2 separate regions of the Mus musculus genome follow, and region 2 is linked to region 1. Evidence: chromatin loops called from intact Hi-C (ENCODE). Cell type or tissue: left cerebral cortex. All regions are shown on one strand. Each heading gives the region's core, and the rest is flanking DNA. Links, peaks and the distances in the headings are about the cores only.

Region 1 (8,330 bases), core at 84-8,083:
TGGTTGATTCTTTGAATAGTTCCTCTTGTTTCCACTTGGGTGATTTAGCCCCTGAGTTTGATTATTTCCTGATGTGTACTCCTCTTGGGTGAATTTGCTTCCTTTCTTTCTAGAGCTTTTAGGTGTGCTGTCAAGCTGCTAATGTGTGCTCTCTAGTTTCTTTTTGGAGGTACTCAGAGCTATGAGCTTCCCTCTTACAAATGCTTTCATAGTGTCCTATAAGTTTGGGTATGTTGTGGCTTCATTTTCATTAAACTCTAAAAAGTATTTAATTTCTTTCTTTATTCCTTCCTTGACCAAGGTATCATTGAGAGGAGTGTTGTTCATTTTCCACGTGAATGTTGGCTTTCCATTATTTATGTTGTTATTGAAGATCAGCCTCAGGCCATGGTGGTCTGATGGAATGCATGGGAAGATTTCAATATTTTTGTATCTGTTGAGGCCTGTTTTGTGACCAATTATATGGTCAGTTTTGGAGAAGGTACCATGAGGTGCTGAGAAGAAGGTATATCCTTTTGTTTTAGGATAAAATGTTCTGTAGTTATCTGTTAAGTACATTTGTTTCATCACTTCTGTTAGTTTCACTGTGTCCCTGTTTAGTTTCTGTTTCCATGATCTGTCCATTGATAAAAGTGGTGTGTTGAAGTCTACCACTATTATTGTGTGAGGTGCAATATGTGCTTTGAGCTTTACTAAAGTATCTTTAATGAATGTGGCTGCCCTTGCATTTGGAGCATAGATATTCCGAATTGAGAATTCCTCTTGGAGGATTTTACCTTTGATGAGTATGAAGTGTCCCTCCTTGTCTTTTTTGATAACTTTGGGTTTAGAAGTCAATTTTATTCGATATTATAATGGCTACTCCAGCTTGTTTCTTCAGACCATTTGCTTGGAAAATTGTTTTCCAGACTTTCACTCTGAGGTAGTGTCTGTCTTTTTCCCTGAGATGGGTTTCCTGTAAGCAGCAGAATGTTGGGTCCTGTTTGTGTAGTCAGTCTGTTAGTCTATGTCTTTTTTATTGGGGAATTGAGTCCATTGATATTAAGAGATATTAAGGAAAAGTAATTGTTGCTTCCTATTATTTTTGTTTTTAGAGTTGGCATTCTGTTCTCGTGGCTGTCTTCTTTTTGGTTTGTTGAGGGATTAGTTTCTTGCTTTTTCTAGGGTGTGGTTTCCGTCCTTGTATTGTTTTTTTTTTTCCTGTTATTATCCTTTGAAGAGCTGTATTCTTGGAAAGATAATGTGTGAATTTTGTTTTGTCCTGCAATACTTTGGTTTCTTCATCTATCATAATTGAGAGTTTTGCTGGGTATAATAGCCTGGGCTGGCATTCGTGTTCTATTAGGGTCTGTATAACATCTGTCCAGGATCTTCTGACTTTCATAGTCTCTGGTGAGAAGTCTGGTGTCATTCTGATAGGCCTGCCTTCATATGTTACTTGACCTTTTTCCCTTACTGCTTTTAATATTCTATCTTTATTTTGTGCATTTGTTGTTCTGATTATTATGTGTCAGGAGGAATTTCTTTTCTGGTCCAGTCTATTTGGAGTTCTGTAGGCTTCTTGTATGTTCATGGGCATCTCTTTCTCTAGGTTTGGGAAGTTTTCTTCTATAATTTTGTTGAAGATATTTGCTGGCCCTTTAAGTTGAAATTTTTCATTCTCATCTGCTCCTATTATCCATAGGTTTGGTCTTCTCATTGTGTCCTGGATTTCCTGGATGTTTTGAGTCAGGATATTTTTGCATTTTGTATTTTCTTTGATTGTTGTGCCGATGTTCTCTATGGAATCTTCTGCACCTGAGATTCTCTCTTTTATCTCTTGTATTCTGTTGCTGATGCTTGCATGTATGGTTCCAGATTTCTTTCCTAAGTTTTCCATCTTCAGCGTTTTCTCACTTTGGGTTTTCTTTATTGTGTCTACTTCCCTTTTTAGGTCTTGGATGGTTTTATTCAATTCCATCACCTGTTTGGTCATGTTTTTCTGCAATTCTTTAAGGTATTTTTGTGCTTCCTCTTTAAGGTCCTAGCAGTGTTCTCCTGTCTTTAAGTGAGTTATTAAAATCCTTCTTGGTGTCCTCTACCATCATCATGAGTTATGCTTTTAAATCAGGGACTATCTTTTCGGGTGTGTTGGGGTGCCCAGGACTGGGTGGGGTGGGAGTGCTGCGTTCTGATGATGGTGAGTGGTCTTGGTTTCTGTTAGTAAGATTCTTACTTTTGCCTTTCGCCATCTGGTAATCTCTGGAATTAGTTGTTGTAGTCGTCTCTGGTTAGATCTTGTTCCTCAGGTGTTTATGTTAGCCTCTATTAGTAGACCTGGGATACTAGCTCTCTCCTGACTTTCAGTGTTCAGAGTACTCTCTGCAGGTAAGCTCTCCTCTTGCAGGGAAGGTGCCCAGATATCTCTTGGCAGATGTTTTGGTCCACTCACAGAGATCTTAAAATCCCGTGGAGGGTCCTGTGTATACCTTTTGGGTGTCCGCATACTCTGTGCCCAAAGTATCCTGGTTCTGGCGGGATCAGAAGGGCCTTGTGCCCTTGATCAGGCCTGGTTTTCTGCTTCACTAATTAATGCAGTCTCAGGTCCCGTGCGATTGGATTGGATCAGCAGCTGGGTTCCACACACCAGAGGTCTTAAGATCCCATGGAGGGTCTTGTGGGTAGCTTGCAGGTGTGAGCAGACTCCGTGCACAAGCTACCCTATTGCTGGTGGGGACCGGAAGGGCCAATGTTTATTTCTTATTTTGTGGTGTGGGAGATGAAACCCATTATACGTGCTTGATAGATACTCTACCAATGAGATATATCCTCAGGCCCCTAGTCTAAAATTTAAACACTTCAATTTTATTGTAGCTTACCTATCTTGGGTATTGGAAGTCTCATTTGAGGCTAACAATTGTGTGTGTGTGTGTGTTGGTGTGTGTGTGTGTGTGTAGGCAAGTGGTCAACCTTGGAATTACAACACCACATACTGAGTTTTATATGGGGTTTGGGGTTTGAACTCAGCTTCTCATGCTTGCACATAGTAAGGTTTTGACTGAGCCATTGTCCCCAAGCCACAGTAATGGAACATTCTTTTTTTTTCTATAACATTTTTGTAGAAGACATAAAAACCAAGCAAGCAAGCAAGCAAGCAAACAAGCAAGCAAACAAACAAACCCAGTAGCTGATGTGTTGAAATACTTATAAGTAATTTTGAGCCCAATGTCACATGCTAACTTAAAAAATTGTAGTAGCTGTTTCTGAATTTGTGCCTCTTGAACAAAAATTATTCTGAAGTTGTAGAATCATTAAACTAGGGTGGAGACAAGAGTGAGGGCAATCAATATCTCATTACATCTCCCGGGGTTTCCAAAGCAGTGGATATGAGAGAAGAGATGCTCTTAAGAAGAAAGATGGTGCATATAAATGGCTCGGTAAAATAAGTGTTTCCACATTTTACTTAGAAAAAAACCATAGTGTATATTTTAGTGGAGAAAAGTGGATATTTAAATAATTTATCAAACTTCTTTCCCTGGGGAAAATGCAGCGTGATAACGTCTCCATAACTCTCCAGAATGGGCTCCATTTTTAGTTTCCATAAGTAGGAAGCGGCTGGAAGTATGAGAGGCTGAAAAGGCAACAGAGAAAACAAGAGCTTGCATTCAGACGTCCGTTTCCATTTCATCACTGGTGACATAAGCTCGCCACCCTGGCAGCAATGGAGACATTCATGTGATATACTTGTGCCACTGGCCTTGACTATCAGACTACCAGAACAGTGGACCCCCCAAATCAATCGTTTCCCAGGAGTATCATGCAGTGAAGAAAAAAAAAAAAAACATATCAACCTGAAGGGGAACTATCTGCTGGAAAAGAGATTTCACATAGCTCTGACAACTTGTTATATCACTTTGTAGGAGAGACTGTGCTGGGATAATAGGTGGGACCGCACCTTGACAAAGACTGCTTCGTTATAAATACCCTGACTCTTTATTTGGACCTAATCTTAAAATTTTATTACCAAAAGATTGATGTTGGGTTGGGGGAGGGTGTCACTGATCCTCTCTATCCCTCTTCCAAATATGTTTGCATCAAATATATTCCCATTTCTTTTTTTACTCTTGTTTGTTGAACTGACGGGTTAAGAGCAAGTGGTCTTTTGTGACTCCCTGCGCTGTCCGGAGCCAGGTTCTGAGCACAGCAATTCTGGGTCACTGCTAGTAAAATAACATCTGGGCAGTTTCCTTCACAGAGGTCTCCATTTCTGCATGTGGAGGATAATGGGAAAAAGGATACACCCAGGCATTTGATGGTGTTTGATTCCCAAGGCCCCAGCCAGCTATTCCTCTGACTACCACAGAGGCTGCTAAGTGTATCCTTGAATTTCTAGAAGCTTCCAATAGGGGCTTGCAAATCTCTGAGCCTTTTATTTTTGTGTGCATGTATTGTGTGAAGTTTTCTAAAGACGCAGGACCTCTGAGGTAAAATGTTTATACACTGTCCACAGTGTCATCATGTACAGCGAAGGACAGGTGCTTACTGTGGTATGCTGTCCTCCACCTTGTCAATGGTCTGAAGATTCTCCTGACCGTCGGGCCAGTCTGGAGGACCACCACATCCGGGCAGAGGCCCTGCGGGGTCTGGAAGAAAGCAGTGGCTGCTGTAGCTGCTGCAGACCTGATGCGCAGTCACACAGCCCCTGTGTGATGAGTTGTGATTCACATACAACATCTGAGTCAAAAGAAATGGCAAGAGCACTCTGTGGTGCTTTTCTTAGCAGCTAATTGGTTTGTTGTGCTCGGGATGAGCTTCCAGATATATGCTGTGAACCGCCCCCACAATGCTGAGGAAAATGTGTTCTGTGTAGGAGTGTAGGAAGGAGAATGACTAAGGAAAAAATTATATTGCCATGAGAAACAGAATAAAACTGCTCTTTAATTTCAAGCACTATATGATCAAATTTTAAAAGTTGATATTGAGAATATAATGAGCATTGATAGTAGCATCCAGCACAGCGGCTTAGCTGAGTGGAAGCAGGATTTCTAACCCCTTTAAGGGTCAGATCAAACCCCCTCCTTAGAGGTCCTGGAAAGCTGTGTGGGAAATCCCCAGTCATTATACTGTTGCAATTGAGATGGGAAGGCCAATTCCTGTCATCCACACTACGCCATTAGTGATTTCTACAACTACTTTTTCTAGAACCTCTGTGTTGTTTTGTTTTTGTTTGTCTGGTAAAGGAGAGTTGAGGGGTTTGGGGTTTTGTTTATTTGCTTGTTTGCTTTTGTTTTCTTTTCTGTAGCATCTAATTTCTTACCAAAGTAATATTTACATAGTATAACAATCAAAACAGTGCTTCTAGCCCCAAAGTCACACAACAGTTCTTCATTTCCCTCCTTCACCACGCCCTAAGACACTGCTTCCTAGAATGGCTTGTTTCAAGTCTATTGGATACTTGTTTTAGTATTTCTTCCCATATTTCTATATAATATACTCACCACACCGTGCTTTGTCTTTTAAATGACAGCTTGAACATTGGATTTCTTGTGTGAAATAAAGGGTTTAGCACTCACATGCCTCCTCTCTGTGCCTATAGTGCTCAGCCCTGCTCCTCTGTTAGCCGTAGTGTGACACATTCCAGGCTGGTGTTAAATCCACCTTCACTGTTAATCTCTTTAGTCTTATGTAACACTGCTCAGAGAGGATCTATATAATTTTCTATGTGTCTTTTTTTTTTCATACAAGTTTTCAATTTTTCTTTGAGCTCATCATGCCACTCTTCCTTCACTTACTTTGCTATGGAGTGACTGTTAGCCATTCTTAATTCTTAAAGTTTGAGTGGAGTCAAGCATAGTAGCTATGGGTCCCAGCCCTGTTCCAGTTGCCTGCACTCCTGCTCCATTTTAGATTCATCTCTGGCATTGGGGGAACTTACCTTCTATCCATCAGAGTCATACTTTTTGTCTGTTGGATTCACTGTTTTCTGGATCCTACATACTCTTATTGCTTGGTTTACTTTCTTGTGTTTGTGGAACATAAACTTTCTTTTGTTTGTTTGTTTGTTTTGTTTTTTGTTTGTTTGTTTGTTTTGAGTAAGGCATGTCCAAGATTTATTTTTCTAGTCCCCACAAGGCTAAGGGTAGCTTAAGTATAACAGATGAGATAGTCTTAAATTTTGGAATCATGACATACTTTCCCAAGTAATCTTTAGATGCTGGATAAAAGGGAAAATTAGTTTTGAGATGAGTAAAGTCTTTATGGAAAAAGGAATTTGTCACACAGCTCAGTCCCAGTGAAAATAGACCTCCATTCAAGTGCTCCAAATAAACACTTTATTAAAGTAACTACAACTACCTTCTAAGTAATTTTATATCACTAATTCTAGGACTTCCCCCAAACACCAAACTTGAGGATGCTCTGGTTTAATATTTTTATTGTACTTACACATATCTTCTTATATGCTTAAACTCATTTCTATATAATACTTAATGTTATAACTGTGTTATAGCTAGTTGTTATGCTGTATTGGTTATGGAAATGTGATAAGACAAGCAACATGGATAGTAGAGACACATTCTAATGCCACACTCTCCATCACTGACAAGGCAACTTTATTTATTTATTTATTTATTTTTATTTTTTTTTTATAATTTATTATTTATTTATTTATTTATTTATTTTTTCCATTTTTTATTAGGTATTTAACTCATTTACATTTCCAATGCTATACCAAAAGTCCCCCATATCCTCCCACCCCCACTCCCCTGCCCACCCACTCCCCCTTTTTGGCCCTGGTATTCCCCTGTACTGGGGCATATAAAGTTGACAAGGCAACTTTAGAACATTATTTTAACCTGGGGATTTTTGAAGCCAAGGCAATAGAGCCCATAGATACAGAGGTCAATAGTATCTACTGATTTTTAAACAAATTTAAGGGATATTGTAAAGACTAGCAGTTTTGAGCCAGAATTTACACACCCAGCTTGAAGGGGAGAGGTGAGAAAAGTATTGGGAGAAGTAGCTGTGTTGGAATCAAGGAAGAGGCATGTTCTAGAGAAGACAATGACACCTGCAACTGCAGGAGCTGCCACAAGGAGGGGGACAGGGTTTAGAACATCTCATTTCTTGTGTTTTCTTGATTTCCTGTTACCACTTCTTCCCATTAGCAATATCAATGGGATGTGGTTCAGCAAGAGAGTCTGGGTTAACAGTTTATGGAGGCAAAGTATGAGTAGCATAGAGATGGCAGACAAAGTGTCCTACTTCCTCCAGTATTTACAGGACATCTAAGTGTACACCCCATGGAAAAGTGATAGGCTGAAATACATAGTTTTTGAAAGAAGTAAGACACCAAGCAAACCTATACTGGAATCACTGGCCATCTGAAAAAACATTACAAAAACTATTAAGAAAAATAGTTTAGATAAATATTTGCATTAATAATATAAAAACAAACAATAGCAGAAGGGGTGTGTATGTCTGAATGTGTTTTTCTGAGAAAGGTTAAAAATATATAACAACTTTAGAAGTTTGTTGAAGGAAAAGAGAAAAAAATGCTTATAAATAAAGGGGAAAGGCTGATAGCTGCCTGGAGGAATGTAAGTTCCATGCAGCTCCATGATTTTAAGAACATGAGAGCAGGAAAACAAAGAATTTACCTATTGTAAAAACAAGTAAAAGAAGAATAATGATCAATAATTAAAAAAAACAAAGAAACAAACAAAAATAACCACTGTAAGAAAGCAATGATTTCATAGGTGAGTTTTGTCTCCCCTTTAGAGTGCTAATGATCATAATGCTGATTATATGATGTTGGACTTTAAAAGACTCCTTGAATTTATACTGACACTGGAAGGAAATATCAGTCCAATTCTACAGGGGCAGAATGTAGGTTTAATGTAATGATGGTTAAGTGATTTCCCCAGAAGTTATAACTTGGAGACTGTGTTTGGGCTGACCTTACCTGGTTCTGAGTCCAGTGCTTTTCATACCACACATTTGACTCTTGCTCCCATGATAATTTTAGATAGATATTTGAGTAAAAGTAGATAGAGCTCAAGGTTTTGTTAAATCGAGTAGCCATGGTTTTCTCTGGCTTCCCTCCAGACCTGAATTCCAGGTGAGAATTGTCGTCTGAATGAAGGGAGGGGTGTAGGCATGGGAATGGGGCTCCAGGCTCTGGTTAGTCTGACATGTTCACCAGGCATGACTTTTTGGACAGCTTCCTTTGCTCTTCCACACTCAATTTCTTATTTATTAAGTAACAATGACATTGTAAATTTCATAGATAATTCTGAGAGTTCAGTAAAGTTATGGTGGTAAAGCATTTGGCGAAAATGTTTGTTTAACAA
Region 2 (8,330 bases), core at 143-8,142, 290 kb after region 1:
GAGAGAGAGAGAGAATAAAAGGGGACACAACACGGGCGGTGGGGTATGCAATAAAAGCTAACTGCGTCAGCCACACATATTTTGTTTGTTTGTGTTTGGTTTTAGCCACAGCATGCTGTGCTCAACTGCCCATGAACTATGTTAACTGTTAACCCGTGGACATTCTGCCTCCTGTTTTTTTTTTTTTTTTTTTTTTTTTTTTCTAAAACCTTAAGTCACTTTCCATCTGCTCTTTAAAAAACTGTGTGTGTGTGTGTGTGTGTGTGTGTGTGTGTGTGTGTGTGTGTGAATAAAATGTCTAGCTAATGGCAGAAACTTATATATGGAAATGTACCTTATTATAGACAGGTACATACCAGTATTCTTCTAACAGCTAAAACTGCTGAAAATGAACTGAGGGTTTTAGGTGAAATTTTAGCTAACTGAAACTCTATTTCAAAGCACCTGGAAACCTGTGGGTTTTCATCCGTAGCCTTCTGTTCAAGCGGCAAATGGTCTCTCCAAAAAAACACAAGCCAATATCTTCCTTTAATGTAAGGGAAGCCATGAAGGGTCCATAGCTCCACCATGTATAGCACCAACAGTGATAAAAAGCAGCAACAGGGAGCTTTGAGGACATGCATGTACATAAGAGAAAATTAGGGGCCTTTTATTATTATTATTGTATAATTTGTTATTAATTTTGCTTTAGTTTGACTTTACCTTGTATATTAGGTGACTTGGTCTTTTAGTTCTTAGAGATGCTGGAAGTAAAACAGATGCAATCACTAGAGGATACTGGAAGATCAGGAGGATGACTAAATTGAACACTCAGGAAATTAATTATTTTGCAAATATCAATAAAATACTTTTCTGACAAATGTCAACTTTTAAACAAAAGTGTTCGTCAAAGACACATGATACTGAATGGGGAAAACATGAATAAAAAGTCATGAGCTTCAAACTTACTTCTGTGTCTGGTAAACTGTTATATTTTCTAAATGCAGATTAGTGTGTGTAATTCTTTTACATTTGAAAATGCTGACATAAAGTTCACTTAAATTGTTAAATACCGAAGAAATTTTATACCTATCAATTCAGCTCACTTATACAGTTGATTTTGCTTGTTTGCATTGCTTTAGTGCAGCACATACAACTTCTATAGGCTTTCTTTTTCAAAGGAAAGAACACACTTGGAAAGGACTGGCATTGGAGGGCTTTATTTTTCACGTGTCTGCCCAGCTCACCTTTCCTATGTCTTACTCATTTTGTTTGTTTGCTTGCTTAATGAAGTAAGTTAAGTTCATTTGCATTTTAAATTTCTCTCTCTCTCTCTCTCTCTCTGTAGTAGTTTGCTTTTCAAATACGACTCTTAGCAGGGGAGAAAAGGTGAGGTGGCCTTTACCCTGGTAAGGGCTGAACAGAGTTCAGCTTCACACTCTTCACATCATGGGAATTACTACAGAGCTCCCAAGGACAGGAAAAAAAAAAAAAAAAAAAAAAAAAAAAAAAAAAAAAAAACCCTGAACGCTACTTTATTGTCCTTTTGCAAATGTTACAAGATTCATGGCTTAATTCCTGTAACCAATAAGGATCTAGAGAAATGGGACTGGCCCACAATAAAACTCAAGTGACCCATACAAAGGGATATCAAACCTTAGAGCCCCCTTTCAAATCCCCCCCCTTTTTATCGATGTTTTATTATTGTGAATTTGTAAAAGTATCATCGTCCACCAAGACCTCAGTAGATCACTCTAAGAACAAATGCTATTTATAAATCCCAATCTGGTTTTCATTGCCATCAGGTTTCAGCAAGTATAAAGCTTATGAAGCACTCCCCTGTTAGCATGGCCCTTTTCGAAAGCATACACATCCCATCAAAGAAATCATTCAGCTTTGGGTGCGATAGAGACTGATGAGTTCTTTTGCCCACTCATTGACACAGTGTCAAGAAGGAGTCCTGTTGGAACCAGTGCTTAGGATGGTATTTAATTCAGCAGGGAGCCAAGATACAGTAGTAGGACACAGGAAAGGATATGGTGTGTGTAGACACAAGAAAGAATTCGGTTTATGGTCATCAATCTGTCATTTGCCAAAAGACTAAGTTAGAGAAATAAATGACTTTCAGTTCTCCATACATGCAAAGGTTAAGTTTACAAAAGTTTTGCTGTTGTATGTGCTGAAAGAAAAAACATAAGCAGTTTTAAAAAATAAATCACTCGATTGGCTTCAGAAAAATACTTTAGTTCATATTTCATTGATTTGACCTTTTGACTCAAGATCAGAGAATGAATCCAGCATGAGAACAAAATGAAACAAAATAAAACAACAAAAATCCCCAGAAAACAGAAACAAACCATTTACCATGGAAATGGCATTTCCCTGCCTGCTAACTTCTACTAGTTTTTATTGCATTAGTTTTGAAATGCCAAGAAAGTGGCTTTGGACATAGTGTTTGCTGTTCAATGAAACCATAGTATCCAATTGCTTGCAACCATGAGCTAAACATCATTATTTGACAAACTCCCTCATGAGAGACTGTGCACCTTCCAAGGTGTGTGTAACACAAAGAATCAAGTAACGATCAGTTAGGCTGGGGTTGTACCCCTTGGAGAAAAATCCACAAACTCTTGCCCAAAGAAAGGAGCGTCACATAACCTTCATGTTTAGAAAGACACACATTCTGTCCTGCTTCTAAGAGCGCTTCCCTGTTCTCAGAAATAAACATCAGGACAAGCTACAAAAGCGGGCCCCAAAGCCCATGAACTCTAAATTCCTTTCAAGGGGGATCAAGAGGTGAGGAGAGGGGGGAATGCAAAGATGAGATGATGATGGTAAACAGAATGAAGAAAAGAACCCTCATGGAACTTGCTAGCAATTTTCACCAAAGCAGCAGACCCTTGAACTGAAAAAATTCAGTACAATATACACACTAATAAACAGCTCCACCATTGCAGGCCTACTTTGTAAAGCCAGGAAAAAAAAAAAAAAAAGGAATAATTATAATATCCCCAAACAGAATTCTCATAAGAGTTGAGAAAAACCAGAGTGAAAGCAATGTCAGCTAAGGTCTTAGCTAAATTCCACTCCTAATGGCCCCCAGTATTTAAGCTATCATGGATTAAAGCCATGAAAATAAAAATTTCAATTTGAAATTTCATTAGCATGTTACTAAAAATGATCAAGAGAAGCATCGACACTGTAGGCTTTGTTGATATCGTTGGAAAACTGCTGTTTCATTTTACAAACAATCTCCACCTGCCTCCTGCCTCCTGCCTTCTAGTTAGGAAAAGCCAAACTAAAGACACTGGCTAGGCTGTCCTAATGCTGGTTTCTGGAATGTTGTAGATCTTCCCTGCCTCCCTCTCCTTCAGTCCCGCTGAATACAGGACTCTGAGTGAGAAGGGAAGCAATCAAGGGCTTCCGAGCAAAAAGCCTCCTCCTTCCTAAGTTCAAGTGCCCACAGGCCAGGTGAATTAGCTCCTTTTCCGGAGCCAGCAGGCCCTCCTCTCCCAAAAAGGTGCTTCAACCATTTTCCTCCCGGGACCCAGAAGGCTTTCCTTCTGGCAAGTGTCGGTCAAGCCGGGAATGGCATCGGCTTCCAGTTGCTCAAACTGAGAAGTCAATCCTATCTAGCTCAGCCTGGAATGCTTTGTCAGGAGACTCTGGGCTGGAGAGCTGCAAGACAGTTCCAGGCAGCCTCAGGGTAACCTGGAGTCCCTGAAGTGCTCCAAAGTACAGAGACAGGCTCGGTTTCATGGGAATTCTGATATCCGGGGGCACATCCACTCTCCATTCGGGAGTTGAATTGTGTCCTGAAAAGACCAACTCTCACCTCCGACTGGTTTGTGTGTGCACATCTGGGGGTGGTGGGTGACGGTTCCCTGTGACTAAGGATATTTGCCCTGTCTGCAGAAGAGTCACTGACCCTTGGCTCCCTGGAAAGGTAGTGTCCTTGCTCCCCTTTTGCCCACTCCCTCTTTCCCTTCACAACCCAGGGCAGAGGCGCAGGCTGGATTACCCTGGCATGATCACCAACACCAGGGTTGTCTTAGGAGCGCGCAGCTGCTCCCGCCCAGTGCGGTGGGTGGTGGTGAGTTCCCGAAGCTTCCAGCCGCTGGCCCTGGGCGGGCGCGTTAGGGGAACATGGGGTGCAGAACTGCGGGGACCGAAAGGGAACTCCGGGCGTGGGAACTGGCACGCCGAGCTGCCCCTCTGAGGCTACTCCTTGTCGTCCACAAAGTCCTCAAGCTCCTGCAGCACTCGCAGGCGGCCACTGGCGTCTATGCGACGCTTCTCGCGGATGAGGTCCTCCAGGCTGTGGAACCGGGCCGTGTGGACTTTGTTCTCCTCCAGATGCACTTTGAGATAATACTGCTGTTGCGGCGGCTGCGTTCCTGCGGGGACCTCCCCGCCAGCCTTGAACTCGCGCTTTCCAAAGCGGCACCAGGCAGCGAAGCTCTCGGAGTTCGTCCAGCAGATCTCCTCGCTCTTGAGGCCCAGGTGGCCACAGGCGTTCTGCACCACTAGCTCGGCCACCAGCGGGCGGTAGCGGTACCAGCTATTCACCACCCGGCCCACGTTGGCCGCGCCCGCCTGGTACAGGCTGTCCTGGCGGATCTCGCCTTGGTGCAGGTGGATGATCTGCCCGCCGCCCACGTAGACGGCCCAGTGAGGGGCTGGCGCGGGCTGCTCGGTCGCCGGCTGTAGCCACAAGAGCTCTAGCAGGTCGCCTGGCTCGCAGATCGCCGGCAGCGCAGTGACCGCGTAGACACTCAAGTCGGCGCCCTGAGGGCCGCCGGTCACTTTGGAAAAGATGCATTCCTGGCCCCGGAAGGCGGAGAACTGAGTCTCGTTGAGGACGAGCTGGTGCAGCAGGTGGTGGTGGTGGCGGCTGGGGCTCTCTGGGCAAGGGCTGCAACCTGGGGGGCCCTTCACACCAAACTTGTCCGGCTGCCCGCGTTCGTCCAGGTCCTCCTCCTCATCCGAGAAGAAGTAGGCAACCCCGACTCGCAGCTCGTCCTTCTCAATCCCAGATGGGTCCCCAGTGGGCAACTCGCTGTAGTTGAGGTGGGTGATGCGGTCCAGTTGGTTGCCCATCAATGACGCGGCGAGGCCAGGGCCAGCAACTGAGATCTGCCGAGGGAGAGAGGATAGACACCATCAGAGTCCGGGTTGACCCTCCTGGTGTCCCTTCCCCAAGGCGTTCAGTTCCCCAGGGGCCTGCAGCTTGCCTGACCACCGGCACTGAGTCGCCTGCGACAGCCAACTTTGCAGATCCGACCTGGGGTTAAAAGGGGGGGAAAAAAAAAGAAAGAAAGAAAAGAAAAAAGGGGGGGCACAGAAAAAGGCACCAGTCTCAGGGCCAGAATAGACAGCATACCAGCTCAGCCAGCCTCTGACTCTGCCCAGGAACCCTGCCCGGTAACTTCCACAGTAGAAACCACAGGCGGGCTAGAGAGCATGTAAGGTTCAAGTGGGCGAAGAGAGCGCAGGTTGTGGCAGATTGGTGATATACCCAGAAGGAAGGGAGGGTGTCAAGAGAAGCCCCAAGGCCCGAAATACAGCAAGCTGAGCTCACATTGTGGTCGCCATCCTTTGTAGCCCACCTACTCGTTTTGGACTGGGTCACACCCGATCCCCGACAGCTTCTTTCACAAGGGCAAGACTCGTTTGCAGGCATTCACTTGCCATCAGCATTTTGCACACTTGGAGTCCAGGCACTGACAGCCTGGTACATACACCCACAATGCTAATGTCATACACCCACAATGAAACATCTTGGAGACCACACATTGGCACCATCTACCCCCAATTCCTACACAATTCCGGACGAACGCCTGCACACTTGTCAATGCGCGTACTCTCAAGCACTGGGACACACCTGCCCACGCAGGCAGGTGCACTCTGCCCTCTCCTTGCTTGCCTTTTTCATAGAGCCAATCGGACTGCGCCAGGGCGAGGCTGCTCTGTCTAAAATAACCTAACAAAGAGACAGGGGAGGCAAGGCGAAACCCATGGTGAGTATTAGTGGTGTGTGTGTGTGTGTGTGTGTGTGTGTGTGTGTGTGTGTGTGTGTGTGTGTGAAGACGTCTACTTTCAACCCGAAGAGCCCCTCTCTTCAACCCAGCACACAATTCACACAATCGGACGAAGAAAAACCATTTTTTAAGGCAAAGAAAGCGGCTTTTCCGTACCCGTGATTTCCCTGCGCCCGAAACCCCAAACTCCTTTTAAAGTCTCCAGGTCCCCATGGGTGCTGTGGAGGCGGCAGTGGCGAGTGGGTCCTGGAGTCGCGTGGGACTGCGGTTCCGATCTATCCGGAGACGAGCAGTGAGGTGAGGTACCCAGAGCGGTGCGGATGCGCTCCGTGTCTACGCTGGCTTGGGCGTCTGCTCCACCTGGCAAGTCCTGGCTCCACTCCGCTTTCCTACAGCCGCGCGGACGACTCTTAAATCCCTTGAACAGCCGTTTTCCAGGCCCGCCCCGGAACGCGCCCATTGGCTAGGACTCGTCCCCGAGCCCTGCCAATCTCGGCTGGGGGTGGAATCAGGGGCGGGTTTCCTTTGTGCTCCGCCCTGCCCAGCCCCCAGCATTCCCCAGCCTCAACGCATTGGGAGCGTAGGTGTGAGCACCCGTGGGGAGCATAAGAGGGGCGTGGCTAGTACACCCAGCTGCTCCTTTGCAACCGAGTCCCTAGTAACTGAGAACACAGTCCGCCCGCGTTCGTGTTCTGTATTATAAGAGGACAGATTCCAGAAGGAAAACTGAGTTTGGGGGTGGAAAAAAAAAAAAAAAAAAAAGAAGAAGAAGAAAGAAAGAAAAAAAAAAAAAAAGAACGCTCTGCGTGGCCAAGGCATTGTGAGTGGCTAGGAACCAGGAACCGCGTATTTGAGGTTGCTTTGATGGGACTTCGGAGTCTTGCTTGGCTCCCGGCTGTCGCACAGTTGCTTCTGTTCCTGTCAGTCACAGCCGCCTTAGAAATTGCATGATGGTGCTCAGCGCCTGTCCTTTGAGCCAAGTGAAAGTGCTGACCCAGCGCCATTGCCGGCGCCTGGTTTTAAAAGGAGAACCATGTAGGTGTCAAAGGCTTCCAGAAAGTCTGAGCTTTGGCTGGCACCTTCTCTGAATGTTCCTTTGTCTTCAACCTCCCGTTTCCCGTGAGAGGGCTGAATCTCAAATGCTAGCTGATATTAGTGCACAGAAGTGTTTCCCAATTCCAAAACTGTCCTAATTAAGGGAATCATGTTTGGTTTTGTGTGTGTGATAAAGTGTCCATTAGTCCTTAAGGATGGGAACTCAGTGAATGAACGCACTAGGGACACTGGATGATACAAAGTGACTTTCTTCCGTAAAAGGAAATTCTAGACAGTTTCTAAACTTTTCTGCCTTAAACTTTGGAAGAGTTCTTAGAGTTTCTGGGTCAGGTTTTAATGTCACTTTTACACTGAAGGGCTTCTGAGATGATTGTCTGTCTGTCTGTGTGTCTGTCTGTCTGTCTGTCTGTCTCTCTCTCTTCGCCCCCCTCCCCCATGTTCCTTCCCCTTTCCCTCTTCCTTTCACCCTCCTCCTCTCTCTCATCCTTCCCCATAGCCCCTTCCTTTCCCTTCTGGGAGCTGTTGACCATAATTCAAACTCAGACCACTTCATTTCATTACAAACCTGAAGCACACGTGTGCCTTAGGCTTGCAGACTATGCCGCTGAGTTCTGGGCCCCCTGGCAATGACTGACAGAGAATGAGCTTCAGTAGTAACCAAAAGGAAAATTGACCACAGTGGCCACCATCCCTGTGTTTAGAGGTTCAAGTAGGCAATTTAACCCCCAGACCTTTATAGGGTAGTCACTAAAATCTGCTTTGTAGCAAATAAGGAAATATCCTGGGGTCAGTCAGCAACAACAACCTCCTCAAAGTTCATAGAAAGTTTACTTTTTATATAAATTACAGTGTTTGCTGATAGACTAAATCTTGTTTTCACAGTGTGAAAAACAGCAACAACAAAAGCAAGTGTTTCAAGTACTTTAGTTATTGGGCCTAAGTTCATAGAATGTGTCAACCTTTCTGTGCTGAGCTGTCTGCCTGATTCTTTACAAGGTACATAGCCTCCACCTTCTCTTCAGGTTTGTATTATTTTCACGAATGTTGTCTGCCTTCATAGCATGCAAGGGCAGTGATTTATCAAAGTAGAGACTTGATAAGTATTGCTGAAAAAAGACTGGTTTTAAATCAGTCATCTGTATAGTATTTACTTAAATTAATTTAGAAAATTGGCCAGTGTCCAATTAGTGGTTTGAATGGGAATGGTATGCTTGGTCATTATTGATGAACTCTGAGAAGGATTAGGAAGTGTGG

Evidence for each region. Hi-C counts contacts between places; a loop is a spot of excess contacts. Peaks named below come from ENCODE experiments on the same cell type or tissue, not always from the same donor. Only the 100,000 strongest peaks of a DNase experiment are listed, where the experiment ranks them.
Region 2: it touches region 1 in a loop (12-fold over the local background); 3 of 42 quality-filtered maps call a loop at or near these places.

What each region holds. Positions count from the first base shown.
Region 1 is chr12:13,856,685-13,865,014 of GRCm38, forward strand. No RefSeq gene overlaps it. Among named protein-coding and RNA genes, the nearest start is that of Gm35890, 190 kb to the left of the region's middle. In left cerebral cortex, for the core only: CTCF peaks have their summits at 4,603 and 7,061; DNase peaks (open chromatin) are centred at 3,594, 4,329, 4,788 and 5,544; H3K27ac peaks cover 1,213 bases.
Region 2 is chr12:14,145,646-14,153,975 of GRCm38, forward strand. Lratd1 (LRAT domain containing 1) reads right to left here and starts at 6,393. Exons shown (of 2, transcript NM_029007.2): 1 at 6,177-6,393; 2 at 1,953-5,115. The coding sequence starts at 5,079. The coding sequence ends at 4,201. In left cerebral cortex, for the core only: CTCF peaks have their summits at 4,509 (motif pointing right), 5,346 and 5,552; DNase peaks (open chromatin) are centred at 1,889, 2,654, 3,374, 3,825 and 5 more places; H3K4me3 peaks cover 5,323 bases; H3K27ac peaks cover 3,472 bases.